2 separate regions of the Homo sapiens genome follow, and region 2 is linked to region 1. Evidence: chromatin loops called from intact Hi-C (ENCODE). Cell type or tissue: Calu3. All regions are shown on one strand. Links, peaks and the distances in the headings refer to the core of each region. The heading gives the core; the rest is flanking DNA.

Region 1 (7,264 bases), core at 1,375-6,374:
TTACCTTTTGCTTTCGCCTTTGTTAATTCACCTGTTTCCTTTTAGTTTACTCTTTTATTCTTTCCCCAACTGATTTATTTCCAGTTGTTTTCGACATCAGTGTTTAATTTAATTCTTTTATTAATAAAAATATTTCGCATTTACTATTATAGCTTCTCTTCTGAATGCTGCTTTAGTGGCAGACCATTAATTCTCATATGTAGAGTTTTCAGGGTCATGATTTGATTTTGTAATTTTGCTTTAGCCCAAGAGTTTTTAATGGATAAAACAAAAAACTCCAGATGAATGAAACTTTTTGAAAAATTTTTGTTGCTAATTTCCATTTTTATTGTCTTCATTTAAAGAATGCTATTTTGTAATGTTTCTCTTTTAGTAACTTTTTAAATTGTGGTCTAGTATACCGTCAACTTTAAGGAATGTTGCTGGTGTACTTAAAAGGAAAGTTCTCTATTAGTGGGGAAAAAGTTTAATATTGTACGCATAAAGTCTATCTTATTAATTATATTGTTTAGATAGTCTGTGTACTTTGATTTGTGTACGTCTTTGAAAGGCAGTTAAAATCTATTAGTAGGGTGCCTCTGTCTGTTTTCCTTTTCATTTCCTATAGTTTGCTTTAAAAAATTGCAGGGCCAGGTGTGGTGGCACGCCTGTAATCCCAGCACTTTGAAAGGCCAAGGCAGATGGATCATGAGGTCAGGAGATCAAGACCATCGTGGCTAACATGGTGAAACCCTGTCTCTACTAAAAATACAAAAAACTAGCCAGGCATGGTGGCACGCGCCTGTAGTCCCAGCTACTCGGGAGGTGGAGACAGGAGAATCGCTTGAACCTGGGAGGTGGAGTTTGCAGGGAGCAGAGATTGCACCATTGCACTCCAGCCTGGGTGACAGAGCGAGACTCCATCTAAAAAAAAAAAAAAATTACAGATGTGTAACTTGATATATAGGTATTCATAGCTGTCTTATGTTCATGATGAACTGTGGCTTTTAACATTATGAAGACTAATTTTGAAGTTCACCAATCCTGTTATGACCAGCTAGCTAACTGACTGAGGTAAAGACCTAATTTGGGTTAGAATGGCAACTGGGACACCATAACAGTGCTGCATCCACACAGCAAAGATCACTTTCAAAAAACAAATGGCCAGGTCACCGTTAACGAATTCTTCCTAAGTGATTAATCCACATATTGCTAGCTAATCAAGGACATTCAAGAAATTTGCTTTCTTAACATGGGTCAGAGATTTTGAAGTTTAGAGCTTCAAAAACCCAATGTTATTTAACTCTCCCAAGCCTCAATCATAGGGTCTAACTTCTATGGTTGGATTAGGTTTATATCCTGGCAGTACACATTCTTTCATTTTTCAATTTTTGGTTCCAGAAGCCTTGTTCTCTTTTAAACGGTTTCTGGAAGTCTCACCAAGATCATCAGAACAGACTGCCCACTGAAGTTCAGTAGTAGCTAATACCTAAGAAGTATGATTCACAGGCTCATCAATTATTAGCTCCTTTGGGTGAGTCTCAACTCATGGTCAATGAAAAAAATTTTTTTGAGATAAGGTCTCGCTATGTTGCCCAGGCTGGAGGGAAGTGGTGTGATTATAGTTTGCTGCAGCCTCAAACTCCTGGGCTAAAGTGATCCTCCCACCTCAGCCTCCTGAGTAGCTGGGATTACAGGCACATGCCAGTGTCCTCAGATGAGATATTTTTGATTTCCTAAGTCTGTTACTGTCTTTCTTAGGAGTTTCTGCTTGCTCTAGCTTACAGCCAGTGTCTAGTTGATTGCCATGGATCTCTCCCATGAGTGGCACAAAACCCATTGTGTTTTGCTCTATTTAGTGATTGTGAATTATTTAGGAGATTTCATAGAACACCCATTTTTTTGGGCCATGTCCCTCTCCACTGAGGCTTACTGGACCATCAGATTCATGGCACACACTAGGCCATTGATAGGTCTGTTATTGGCTATTGAGGGAATCTGTTTTGTTTTTGTTTTTGTTTTTCTGGCATGGGTTTTATTAATCCAGAGAATCACACTGACACCTTATGAGCATATTCATTATAATAAAAAAGCATGCACATTATCTAACAAAATTACATATTTAAACCAAGAATACGTCAGAAAAAGACACAATTTGAAAAACATCCTATTTTATTGAGGTTTTAAATCTCCATGGAGCCTTAGGGCAAAAAGAAAATAAAATTCATAACTTTTGGTGGTTTGTCATCTTTTTTCTTTTTGCCATGTAGAAAATCTGAAAACACCTCAATGACTCTAACTCAATGTCAGTGAAGATTCCCTGGAAAAAAACTTACGAAAGGCAGATTAATGACTGCCTGCAACTGATCTGATTTTATCTTCTTCCTCTCCCTAAATCTGTCTTCCTAACTCCAGTTTCTTTGTTCCACAAATCTAGGTAATTCTGAGCAAGGCTCAAAATATCTCTTAAGATTAGTGAAAAGGGATCTGCATTGTCCAGAAAAAAATGACTGCTCTCCCAGGAATCTGTGTTATCATTTGGGTCACAATCTGTTAGCAGAGTGGACATCCCCTTTTCTCTGCCAGAATAAAGAGTCTTTAATTGTACCCTAGGCTCTAAATTAAAAGTTAACTTTTAAAAGATAAAATATAATTTTTAGGATTGACTATTTCTTTTAGGTGATTAATATACACTTTTCCTGAAGTAGCTCAGCCTTACTGAGCTTATTAAGACCACAATTTCTAAACCTTTTCTATGGGATTAAAAAGTAGAGCCACCCTCTACTCTCTGCAAGTCTTTCTGCAGCCACCCCCTCATTGCCTTTTAAAACTGGGAATTTCTCTTCTTGTTTAATTTGGCAGCCCAATCCTACCTTCTTTTTTAATTTCATAAATTCATTAAAATCTCTCTCTCTCTTTTTGTTTGTTAAATACTTTCCTTCCATTCTTTTCACTTTTATGGGATTATTTCTTTTTGCATTTCAGTGTATGTGTATAAGTAGGATCTTAGGAGGGACAAGTGGCAACAGAATCACCCAAGTGGCTTTCTTGAGTTGGAACTTAGAATTTACCTAGACTTATGATTTATCTTTTATAAGTAGATTGGTTTGTAGATAGCTAAGTATGGAAATATAAAAACTAGGGGACTCTGGCAGATGAAGATTGACAAAGGCAATAGCTGAGACCATGGAAGCAAGGTTGTTGAGAAGGAAATAGCTGATATTCTAGGACTTGGATACTGTCTGGGTAAGGAAGATGGTGGAGGTGTGAGGATGACTTCTATCTTTCTCACTTAAAATTACTCACAGACAGTGGTGCCATTCATTAATGTAGCAATCCAGGAGGAGGAATAGGTTTAGGGGAAGGAGGTAGATGACATGCTTTCTTTTGGACATTTTGCACATCATAGTACGCTCAGAACAAAGCAAAGTGCCTAGAGCAGATGTTTACTAGGCAATTGTTGGGCCAACAAATGAAGAGAAGGGCACACATAATGTAGTAGGTCTTTTGCCAAGAGTGAATGGGGCCATGGCACAGGCACAGGTAGAGAGTGATGAAAATGTGTAAGTGATATTGTGAGGTGTGGGAGAGAAAGCAGGCATCATAAACATGTTTCTTTTTAGAAATAAACAGGATTTTTGGGTAATACAGGGGAAGAGGTGGGTCTGGCGGATATGAGGCATCCATTTGCACATGCTTTGTTGTGCTATAGCTGTATTCAAGGGCCCATTAGCAGGGCAGAGAAAGCGTATAGAGGAATTTAATGCTGGTTGAATTACTGATGAGTGACAGTAGAGAAAGGGAAAATATTCAAGGAAGTTGATGGCATTGCCAAAGGGGAAGTTGGAGTGATGAATCCAGGCATCCAAGCCTGGGGTGAAGAAAGTGAAGTTGTGGAGTGCCTGTGTGTATGAGAGGGGCAGGAAGGAAAGCAGGGTAACAGGAAATGAGACAGATGAGCACGTGAGGTCCAGTGAAGGCCTGAAAGCTCTGTGTGTGGCAAGAAGGTGTGGCGGAAAGGAATGTAAAGTGAGGTGAAGGCAACTCTGCGTGTGCACTTCCTGTCCCTTCATTGTAGCTTGAGGGAGATTAAGGTGCAGCCCTTGAAGGCACTTGGAGGAAAGGGCAGAGACTGCAGGAGACCAGAGATGACGTATAAGTCGCCTAAAACTGAGTCAGCCGGGTGGAGCCAGCTCTTCCACCAACATCCATGCAGATCTCAACAGAATTGTCTGAAGCCCAGAAAGTTACCCGCAGCAGCCGCAAAAGCCACAAGATCAGGAAAGTGAAAGGAACATGAAACAGAAAGGACCTGAATGGGAAAAATTAGAAGGCATGCTGATTCTCACATTTTCAACATGTAGCTTTTGTATGGGTCGGGGGATTTTAAGACTCTGGATTACAGGGCTTAGGTGATCTAGAATGGAAGCAGAGAAAATAATTTTCTTGTGTTGGAAGGCAGCAATAAATCATCATTTTATTGATATTGAAAAAAACCAGAGATTATTGACAGGATTTAAGTATTATTGAAATGCAAGGTTAAGGGAAAAGGTAGTAAAAGTTGACTCTGAGCTGTCTTGTTTGAACAACTAGGTGCGTGGAACATTATGTGCATAGATGCAATATTATGTAGGTAATAAATATTACAATAAATACTATGTGAAAAATAACACTGAATTAAAAAGAGGAAACTTCTTTAGATACTAGATGATTGCAAAGATCCCCATGATAGCAAAGATCTTTCTCTGGAGAGATCCCAGAGAAAGCTTAAGTTGTTGCTGTAGTGTAGTAGTTAAGAGCACACTCTAGAGTCCCATTTCTTGGGTTCAAGTCCTAGTTCTACCATTTACCAGAGATGAAGTTTTACCTTTTTGTCCCTGTTTGCTAAAATGTGCATAACACTAGTATTTCCACAGCAGAACTGGGGGGCAGGAGGATGGGTGGATAAAATGAGTTAACACATGCAAAACATATGGAACAATTCTCAGCTCCTAGTAAGTGCTAAATAATTTTTTCCTTTTGTTGTTACAATAGTAAAGTTGATTTTGTAGGAAACAAATATTTAATTGCTATTGGGCAACTATGGTAGCACAGTAGCAATTAAATATTGCTACATTTAATTAGACTACTACAAATGCCCAATCAAATCCAGTATTTGAAAGATGGTTAAATTGGAGGAAGGTGTAGAAACACACCTCAACATAGGTCAAAGATAAATTCTGGCTCATTCCTTTATATCTCTAATGTCATCTTTCAATCCATCTTGCATCCCACCAATGTATTAATCTTTCTAAAAAATAACTATAATCGTGCTACCCAGCTTAGATGTCTTAAATCTGCTGCTTGATTGAGAAAGGCTGAACACAAAGGTTGGCCTTCAGAAAACTATGATCTGGCTACATCATGGCTCCAGGTATAGTCCCACAACTTCCCTCTGTGAATCCTGGAGTCTGGTGGATTACAGCAATTGCTCCAGTGACATGCCCTGCTGGTGTGCCTGAGGGAAGGGAGAAGGCAGGCTGCCTGCTGCTTTGTGTCTGCTCTTCTCTCTGCCAACAATGCGCCTCTCTCATCTTTGCTGATATAAATCTAGTCCTTTAAGGTTCAGCATTAAAGCCATGATGCTTCATGAAGGCCTCCTCACCCACTCCTCAGTCCATATGGCAGGATTCTGTACCTTTGCACCTGCATAATCCTGTGCCTGTTTAGATAGTCCTGAGAGCTCTCTCCTCTTTCTCCCTCTCTGGGAAATAAGAATGGCCCTAGGTTCCACAGAGTCTAAGGATAAATAACTGTTAAAGACATGAGTGTGTTAAGACATTTCAATCCAAACATAGCTGCATTGTTAAAAAAAAAAAAAGTTGTTTTAAGACCTGCAGGTAAGGAGCGTCCATCTGGAAAGGTAATGGGTTTGTCGAGTAACCGGGATATGTTTACTACCGGTGCGTAGAGGCGGAGGCATTCCTTGATGCACATTGTGGCGTAAGGCATCTGGCTCAGGTGTTCCCTGGGTACAAGCACAGGAGGAAAGGAAAAGGAGGAGTAGTCACTTTGGCATTGCACTGAAAGCCCAGCTTTTCCCCATTTTTGTAACTGAGAATGATTTTGTTCTTTACCCAAAGGAGGACTTCAGATGTATCAAGTATGTCTTAGGAAAAGCTAAATTTTAACATGAACCACTTTTCACATGTAACTGTAAGCTTTTTTTTCGCCGAAGATATAGGGCTCTTATCCTGAGACATACCTATTCCAGGGCTCCTGTGACCAATATCACACATCTGTGAAAATTTGGATAGACATGTGGGCTGTATTTATATCTAGAGTGCTTCTTTTATGAAAATATAAGTATTTCTGATAGTACTGTAGTAGGAATACAGACTACCTTCTTCACTAAGAGAGTTGAAAAAACTCAGGGAACTTTAAAAAATATTCTTAAAAGCATCAATGAGATAACTCATTTGTTAGGAGACCATAAAGAGGATTGGAGGATTGGAGATCACAGAAGTGGGCAGATAATGGCTGATGCTTCTGTTGCGAACCAGAAGTGGAGCAGTGGGCAAGGAGACATGAGTCAGAATCAAGGGCTCAACACATGTGGGGACTGTGGGAAGCCACCTTCAGCTCTGGGCTGGGCCTGCAAAGGAATGCACCTGGAAACAGGTATAGGAAAGGCAAAATAAATGCAAAGAAGTAGAGGAAAAAATAGTTTAGGGAAGAGTAGGAATCAATGAGATAGGCAAAAGCAAAAAGTCAACAAGGTCAGCAATGCTAGATATTGGTTCATTGAAAAGATGAATAAAATTGGTCATTTTTGGGTGAGAATGTTAGAGAAAAAAGACACAACTATCCAAATTGAACAAAAAGGTAACAAGTTTTGTTTCTAGTGATGGTGGACTAAGTAATTCAGTTCATATCTCCTGCTATGACAACCAGAAAATTTGGACCACACACACACAAAAACACACATAGTGTACTTGAACACATCAGAAAGCTAGTAATATAATATAGAGATGTTGGTTCAGGAGAGAATGAAGATTGAAGATTCATGGATTTGATCCTGAGATTTAGAAATGCTTTTCTGCTGGGGGCTTGCCGATTGCAGAAGAGTGAGCTAAGAGACTCAGAAGTGTTTTGGGTAGCCTCCTGTGGCTATGTGGACAAAGATCAGATTGCAGGCCCTCTGGGGGAAGGTGCCTGAAGAATCTAGCTGCTTTGAGTTGGGAGTTCAAAGTTGGCATTCTAGTTAAAAGAGTAAACTGGAGCTACGAAAAGTCACCGTATCAAT
Region 2 (7,264 bases), core at 808-5,807, 100 kb before region 1:
TAGTACTCCCAGGCCCTGGAGTCTTTCTGACCCAAAGGTCGAGGAGTATAGAATTTAATAGGATTAGTGGGCAAACAATTAGGCAGCTACAAGGGTTTGACCCCAGGGAGGGGATTAAAAGTTGACTATAGGTTCTATGCATCTAGCTCTGGTCTGAGTCAGCAGATTTGGGTTCTAATCCAGCACCAATATTGATTTGCTGTGTGACCCTGGCAAGTCCCTTCCCTTGAGTCTCAGTTTCCTTACCTGTGATAGATATTATCAGCATATTATAGATATTCTTATCTATATAATGAAAGGATTGGACTACATGACCTGTCTCTAGATTCTCCTCCACAAATACTCTCCATAAGTACCATTCCGGGTCTGTTGGTGGAGACGGACTGGACTCCATTCCTATGTGGTTCTAACACAGTGGCAAAGTGGAAAGGATGGGCTTTGTGGCCAGGGTCACCCGGGTAAGTCCTGGCTGAATTGCCTTGGGCAACTGTCTTTAACGCTTTGAGGCTCAGTTTCCCCCTTTGGTAAATGAGGATGATAATTCCTATCTATGGAGAGTGTGTTATGATGGTTAAAGTGAAAAAAAATCAACATGTCTAAATATCTTGGTGCTCCAGGCATTATTGTAGTTGTGGGATATGATGAGGTTTCTCTTCAAATAATCTGATCAATATTTTATTCTTTAATTCTAGTACCCACCCCCACCTTTTTTTTCTCCTTTTTCCTTTTTGCCTTTGTTAGATGCCCAGGCACGCCTCAGTACCAAGGGTTATCAGTACCAGCTCACATTCCTTTCCTTATTTGGAAAGAGGACTAACTTTCCAGCTCATTACTTCCTTCCTCTCCACTTTCTTTTATGTGCCCATCCTATCTAAAAAAAATCAAATGTTTAGCCAACTGGGATTAGTTTAGATTGTATGAACCGACCCTGGCCAATGGGGAAAGAGTACAGGGGCAGGACTTGCATCAGGAATAAAGGCTCCCATGCCCTTTGTTCAGGTGTGCTCTCATGGCAACTGCCAAGGAAGCACCCCTCTACGCAGAAGTAAAATTGCTTTGCTAAGAATCCTTTGTTCGAGTGTTCAATTTCCTTAGGATTTCGAGCGTTATTCCTAACCTAGGGATTGCAATGATCAAGAGAAGGCTGTGGGGGCTCTCAGGAGGGAGGGGTTCACTCTGCTTTGGGTGGAGGTGGACTGGGAAGGTTTCCCAGGCTGGGCCTTGAAGGATGAAGATGAGCTCCTGATGGAGGCTCAGACTCCCTGTCACTGGTCACTGGGCTGAGCTTTCCATCCAGGTTGCGATTGTGGCAGGCCAGGTCTCACTAATAGCTGAGCAGGCAGGCCTCCATGACAACCGTTTTAGCACTGACTGAGTGGTTAAATATTAAAAGCTGATAGAGCCAGTGCCCTCATACAAAGGCTGGAATGTAACAAAAGCCCACCAAGAGTTTTGCCTAGGCCTTTCCTGGACCTTGAAGCATGACAAGATAATGAAGGAATTCTTAACAGGACCTCTTTAGGATTAAACAAGTTTTATTGGGGGTCTGAAGGAACTCCCCAGACCTCCACAAACTAGCTTTATTGGGGACTAAAGGAACTCCTCAAACCTCCATGATTTAGCAGGAGACATGATAAGGGTAATCACCGCAGCACCTGGACCCATTAGATTAAGTAAATTTACTGAGGCTCCAGAGGAAGGTCTTCAGGACTCAGATCTCAGTTATAGATTAAAAGAAGTTAATCACATATGTCTTTAGATGAATGCACACTTACACGTAGACATATAGCTTAGAAGGTGTATAAGCTTTGGAAAACTTTGTAATTTTGAGTTGGTCTGGTGATATTTTCCTGGCCTTCTCCCTGTACCCAGTTACAGAAATAAACTCCCTTCTTTCCCATTTCACCTGCATCTTGTTATTGGGCCATGAGAATAAGCAGCCTGACCCTTGGTTCAGTCTGGGAACACTATGAGAGTCCTCATAGGCTCTGCCCACCTGCTAAGGGTGGCTTCTCTCCCCCCGGATATGGCCAGCGCCCAGCCCCTACTCTTCTCTGCGTCCGTTCTCTTGATTGTCCCTAGGCTTCTCCAGCTGGCCACCATTTCCTAGTCACTTCTCCCGCTCAGGGCAGCCTCTCCTCTGCCCAAGGCCTGTCTCCTTCCACCCTGAGGAGCATTCTCAGAGCCCAATCCTCACCTACCCCACTCTCCTGCCTCTGCTTCACCTGGGCCTGGCTAGTTTGGCACCATAGTCCTCTTGTTCTCCTGCATGTTGGGACCTGGATCCATCTCTTATTTCCACCTCCGTCCTATAGTCACCACCTTATTCCTTTTGGCATGTAAAAATGCTCAGGTCTCTCCATTTTTAAAGTAGGGAAGCCTTCCCTGGACCCTTGATGCTCCTCTGTTACTCCCCTTCACAGCCATACTCAGAAGAGTTTGTTGTTGATGTTCACATTCCTTACCTCCTACTCACATTCCTTACCTGTAGGGAGACCCCCTGAAACTATTGCTACGGAATAAAAGATGAAATGCTCCTGATTATTGTAAATACAAAATTGCATGCAGGATTGTGTAAAGACAATGCCAGCTTGGACTGCCAGAATGAGCCAACAGTGCGTGATGTGCTTCCCCCTGCAGAGAGCCTATGAATGGACGTGCAGTCAGGGAGGTTTCACATCACCAAGACTCCTATCCCAGAAAAGCAGATGTTCATAGCTCTGGGAATGGAATGCCACCCTGGTGGAGAGCGTATAAATGGACGCATGAGGGGCGCCTGTCCATATGGATAAGATAGGGCTATAAATGCCCTCATCTTGCCACGGCTCTTCTAGGCCTCTTTAGGGTTAAGGCATACTCCCTTCTGAGAATTTCTGGTCTAACCGGTTGTCTAGCTTGACGTCCTGTTTCTATGGATTGTTTGTAACCAGCTTTTGCTGCAACTGTTACTGCTGATTAATATCTTGCTAATCATAGGTTATGGAAAGCCTGTGTTTCTGTTTTAAGGCTCTGCTAGAAATTACTGATGCACACACTATATTGTAAATTCTTATCTCTGTATAATGTACTTCTGCATACAGATGTTATGTTAAAAAATTACTTCATCCCCATGTGACCATCTCACCTCATAATCAAATGACCCTAAATCCCTCACTAACCTACCCCCACCCTCACTAAACTTAATAATAAATGCTGGTATATCCAGTGCATTGGTGGCACCAAGGGACCAGAAGGCGGTGACTCCCCTGGACCCAGCTTTCACTATTTTGTGTGTGTCTATTATTTCTCCACCTGCCAATCACCTGGGAACAAAGAGAGCCCCATTGCATTGCGGGCTGCTGGCCAGATCCTGCAATACTTACCACTGTTCACATTCCTTACCTCCCACTCACTCTTCTATCCACTCACTCCTCCATCCACTGTTTTCTAATTTCTGGCCCCAGAGTCATTCTGCTGGTGTGGTTCTGACCCAGGTCGCCAAAACAGCCCCACTCCTCCTGCTTAACAGGATGTTAAGTGAAAACAACTGCTTAATACAATTAAGCAGTTTGTCAGAGCAAACAAGGTTCTGAGCACAGCTCTTTTTCTAAAGGTGCTCAGCTTCTACCACCAAGCCTGAGGGCCAGGCAGTGTTTCCTGACCACAAAAACAGAGCTGTTCCCAGGGCAGGGTGGGAGACCAAACAGGGAGACAAAGGTACTTAGCAAGCCTTCGCATTTTTGAAATTCATCCTAAGCCTGAGTGCTAATCACCTGAGCTGCCAAAGGGCAGGGGCAGAACCCACAGGATGGTATTACTGTAACCTGAGCTCTGTTAATTTGATTACCTGCCCCGACCTGCACCTGTGCCAGCAATTCTTGGTTGTCCTTGCGGGAGATTGGGTCACCTGCCACCATCTGGCTCAAAAGTGAGTCCTGTTCCCTGAACTAGAGAGGAAGGAGCTTCTGAAAGCATTGACTTAGTTACCTTCCTCTCCCCTACTGATGGGAGCCCCAGCCCCTGCTTGCTATGAGATAGTGGGGAGCTCACTCATAGCTCAGAGATACCTCCTTGGCAGGTTGGTTGTGTAATGGCCATGGCATGCTGAGAGTTTTTAAACTGCTAGCTCCTGTTCTCTTGTCCCTTCTGTGTCTCCAGGCAGTGTGGCATGTTGACATTTTTCTTTCATTGCATCTGATACCAAGCCTGTTACATTTTTGATGAATCCCTACAGTTGGCTGAGCTCTGTCTTGTAGTTCAGGGGAAACCCAATGGAATTTCCACTAACATGTCCAGAGCACCTTCTATCTATGCACTTGCAAATTAGATGATAGCATTTAATATTCACAAGAACCCTGGTTGGAATGAGTGGTATGTTTTGGGAGTGGGGTGGGGAGTACCTAGAGCACTTGTTTTCTGCATTTTTATAGCAAGTACTATGCTTTTCTTAAATTGTATATCTGAGGAATGCATTGGTGGGAGGCTCTTGAAGATTAATGGGGGTGGGCTGACACACCATGATTGTATGCATCTGTAGCCCTTCCGCTACTCTCCCCTTACTCAGCTGAGTCCAACATTGCCCCCTTACCCTCCACTCCCTTCGCCAGGGGTCCTATCATCTTTCTTCCATTTTATTTTGTACTATTTGCCCCACCTTTCTGTGTTTCTTTTTCTTACTTTCCTTGCTTTCTTTTAGAGTGATTGAAATATTTTCTCAATCCATCTAATACCTACAAGTTTGAAAGTTTCAAAATCATATTTTCAAGTGGCTACTTAGGAGTTTTAACATGCATACCTCAGATAACAAAGTCTAAAGTTAAAGTTTATTTAATTAGATAAATTAAATAAATTAAATTTAAATTATGGATACTTTGTTCCCTTCTGAAAATTCAAGGACCTTTGAACACTTTAACTCTCCCCCCAGGCCTATATATGATTACTGTTGGCTATTTTAGTTCTATCTTTAAAAAAAAATTCCACAGACATTATTATTGTTGTTTTACACAGTCAATGTTTATTTAAATTTACCTGTGCATTTGCCACTTTCTCTACTCACCATTGCAATTCAGACTTTCCTTCTGGGACCGGCCTTCTTTTTTGAATTATATTCTTTAGACTTTTCTTTGGTGAGGGTCTGTTGGTGACAAACTCTCAGCTTAATATTTACCTGACAATGTCTTTGTTTCTTCCTTATTCTTGAAAGATAATTTTTCTCCATATACAAATCTAGGCTGACAGTTATTTTCTTTTAGACTTTGAAGTTATTCTACATCTTCTGGTTACACTGTTGCTGTTGATAAGAAAGTCACTAGTCTAATTGTTCTTCCTTTGGCTACATGCAGTGGCTCATGTCTTTAATTCCAGCACTTTGGGAGGCCAAGGTTGGAGGCTTCCTTGAGCCCAGGAGTTTGAGACCAGCCTGGCAACATAGCGAGACTTTGTCTCTACAAAAAATAGGGAAATAAGTCAGGCTTATTTCCTGTAGTTCCAACTACTCAGGAAGGCTGAGGTGGGAGGGTCGATTGAGCCTGGAAGGTCAAGGCTGCAGTGAGCTGTGATCATACCACTGCACTCCAGCCTGGGTAACAGAGTAAGATCCTGTCTCCAAAAAAATTTGTTCTTCTTTTATTGGTGATCATCTTTTTTTCTTCAGATTCACTATGATGTATTGAGATGTGGATTTCTTTTTTGATTTAATTCATTTAGAATTTATTAAAGACTTGAATCTGAAGATTGTTGTCTTTTATTAGTTCTGAAAATTCTCACTTATTATTTCTTCAAATTGTCTCTTTTCCTTGCACTCTCTCTGCTTATTCTAGAACTCTGATCAAATGTAGATTAGCTCTTTTCAGTTTTTCTGCATGCTTATTAGTTAATTTCCTGTATTAAAAAAAACCTCTGTGCTATATTGTAGAACATTTTCTTATATTTCTCTTCTAGTTTATAATTCTCCCTTTAGCATAGTTTTATCTGTTATTAAAATTATCTATTCAATTTTTAATTTTAATTGGTATGTTTTTCATTTTTAGAAGTTGTATTTGATTCCTTTTCAAATATGCATTGGTATTCTTTAGTTTCTTGCTCCTTACTGTTAAATAAAATTTATAGGAGGCTGTTGATTTGGACTGTGCCTCCTTCACCTTTGGCTGTGAGTAAAAATCTCCTTGAAGCTTCACCAGAAGCCAAGCAGATGCCAGCACCATGTGTCCCGTAAAGTCTTCAGAATGATGATCCAATGAAAACTCTTTTATTTATAAATTACCCAGTCTCAAGTATTTATAGCAATACAAGAATAACCTAATATACCCATCCCCAGCTCCTTTCCCCCAACTTCAGAGGGTGAAGAGTCCCTCCTCCTGTTTAAGGCCAACTCTCCACATGTGACATAGACTCCATCCTTCCTACTTCTCCTGGGCTTGTGTCATTGTTCATCCCCTCTCTTCTCTGCTTTCTATCTTCTCTCCAGCCTGTAAGCTTGTCCAAGTCCCCCCAGCACTTGCCAAATCCCAAAACACTCACCTGACACCACATTCCTTCCAAATACCACCCAGATATCTGCCCTCCACTTCTTATCTATAGGTCTTGGAAGAGTTGTCTATATACCCTGACTTCTTGTCTCTACCAACATCCTGTACTCATGCTTCTACCCCCATCTCCACTGACATGGTGCTTTCCAAGGTCACCAATGACTTCCTAAATCCAGAATCCTAGGGATACTTTTCGTCCTTGCAGATTTCTTGGTGGCTCTGCACCCAGTGTTCTTCTTCACTTCCTCTTTTATTCAACTAGTATTTATTAAGTGCTGTGGAGATAGTAGTGGAAGAAGACAGTCATAATCCCTCTCCTCATGGAGCTTAAATTCTAGTCGGGGATACAGGCATTGAACAAGCAAGTGAAAATAATTGCTGAGAGTTATAAAAAATAAGTGCAAGTTCTTGCAAAAGTACAGAAAACAGCTGAACTCAGCTTTTTTTTTTTTTTTCAGGAATTCATAGAAACTTTCCTGGAGGAAGCAATGTTTAAACTGAAAGATAACTCAGACTTTTCAAAGAGAAAGGAAAGAGGATTTCTGGCTGAGGGAGGAATATGTGGGAAAGCCTGAAGGCAACAAGGAGCAGTGTGCTCTGGAAGACCTGAGTTGGAGGCAGTATCAAGGGAGGGTGGAGGGAGAGCATAAGCTGGGTGGGGAGCAGTCGCTGGATTGAGCAGTTCCATGAGGGCTGAGTTAAGGACTTCCCCTTTGGCTGAAGGGCAAGGGAAGCCATAGAAGAGGTTTAAGCAGAGG

The links. Peaks named below come from ENCODE experiments on the same cell type or tissue, not always from the same donor. Only the 100,000 strongest peaks of a DNase experiment are listed, where the experiment ranks them.
Region 2: it touches region 1 in a loop (9-fold over the local background); 8 of 110 quality-filtered maps call a loop at or near these places.

The regions. Positions count from the first base shown.
Region 1 is chr1:46,853,802-46,861,065 of GRCh38, forward strand. It overlaps the pseudogene CYP4Z2P. Among named protein-coding and RNA genes, the nearest start is that of CYP4B1, 58 kb to the left of the region's middle. In Calu3, for the core only: no CTCF peak of the experiment used is centred there; a DNase peak (open chromatin) is centred at 4,070.
Region 2 is chr1:46,754,026-46,761,289 of GRCh38, forward strand. No RefSeq gene overlaps it. Among named protein-coding and RNA genes, the nearest start is that of EFCAB14, 39 kb to the left of the region's middle. In Calu3, for the core only: no CTCF peak of the experiment used is centred there; DNase peaks (open chromatin) are centred at 986, 2,896, 3,356, 3,756 and 1 weaker place.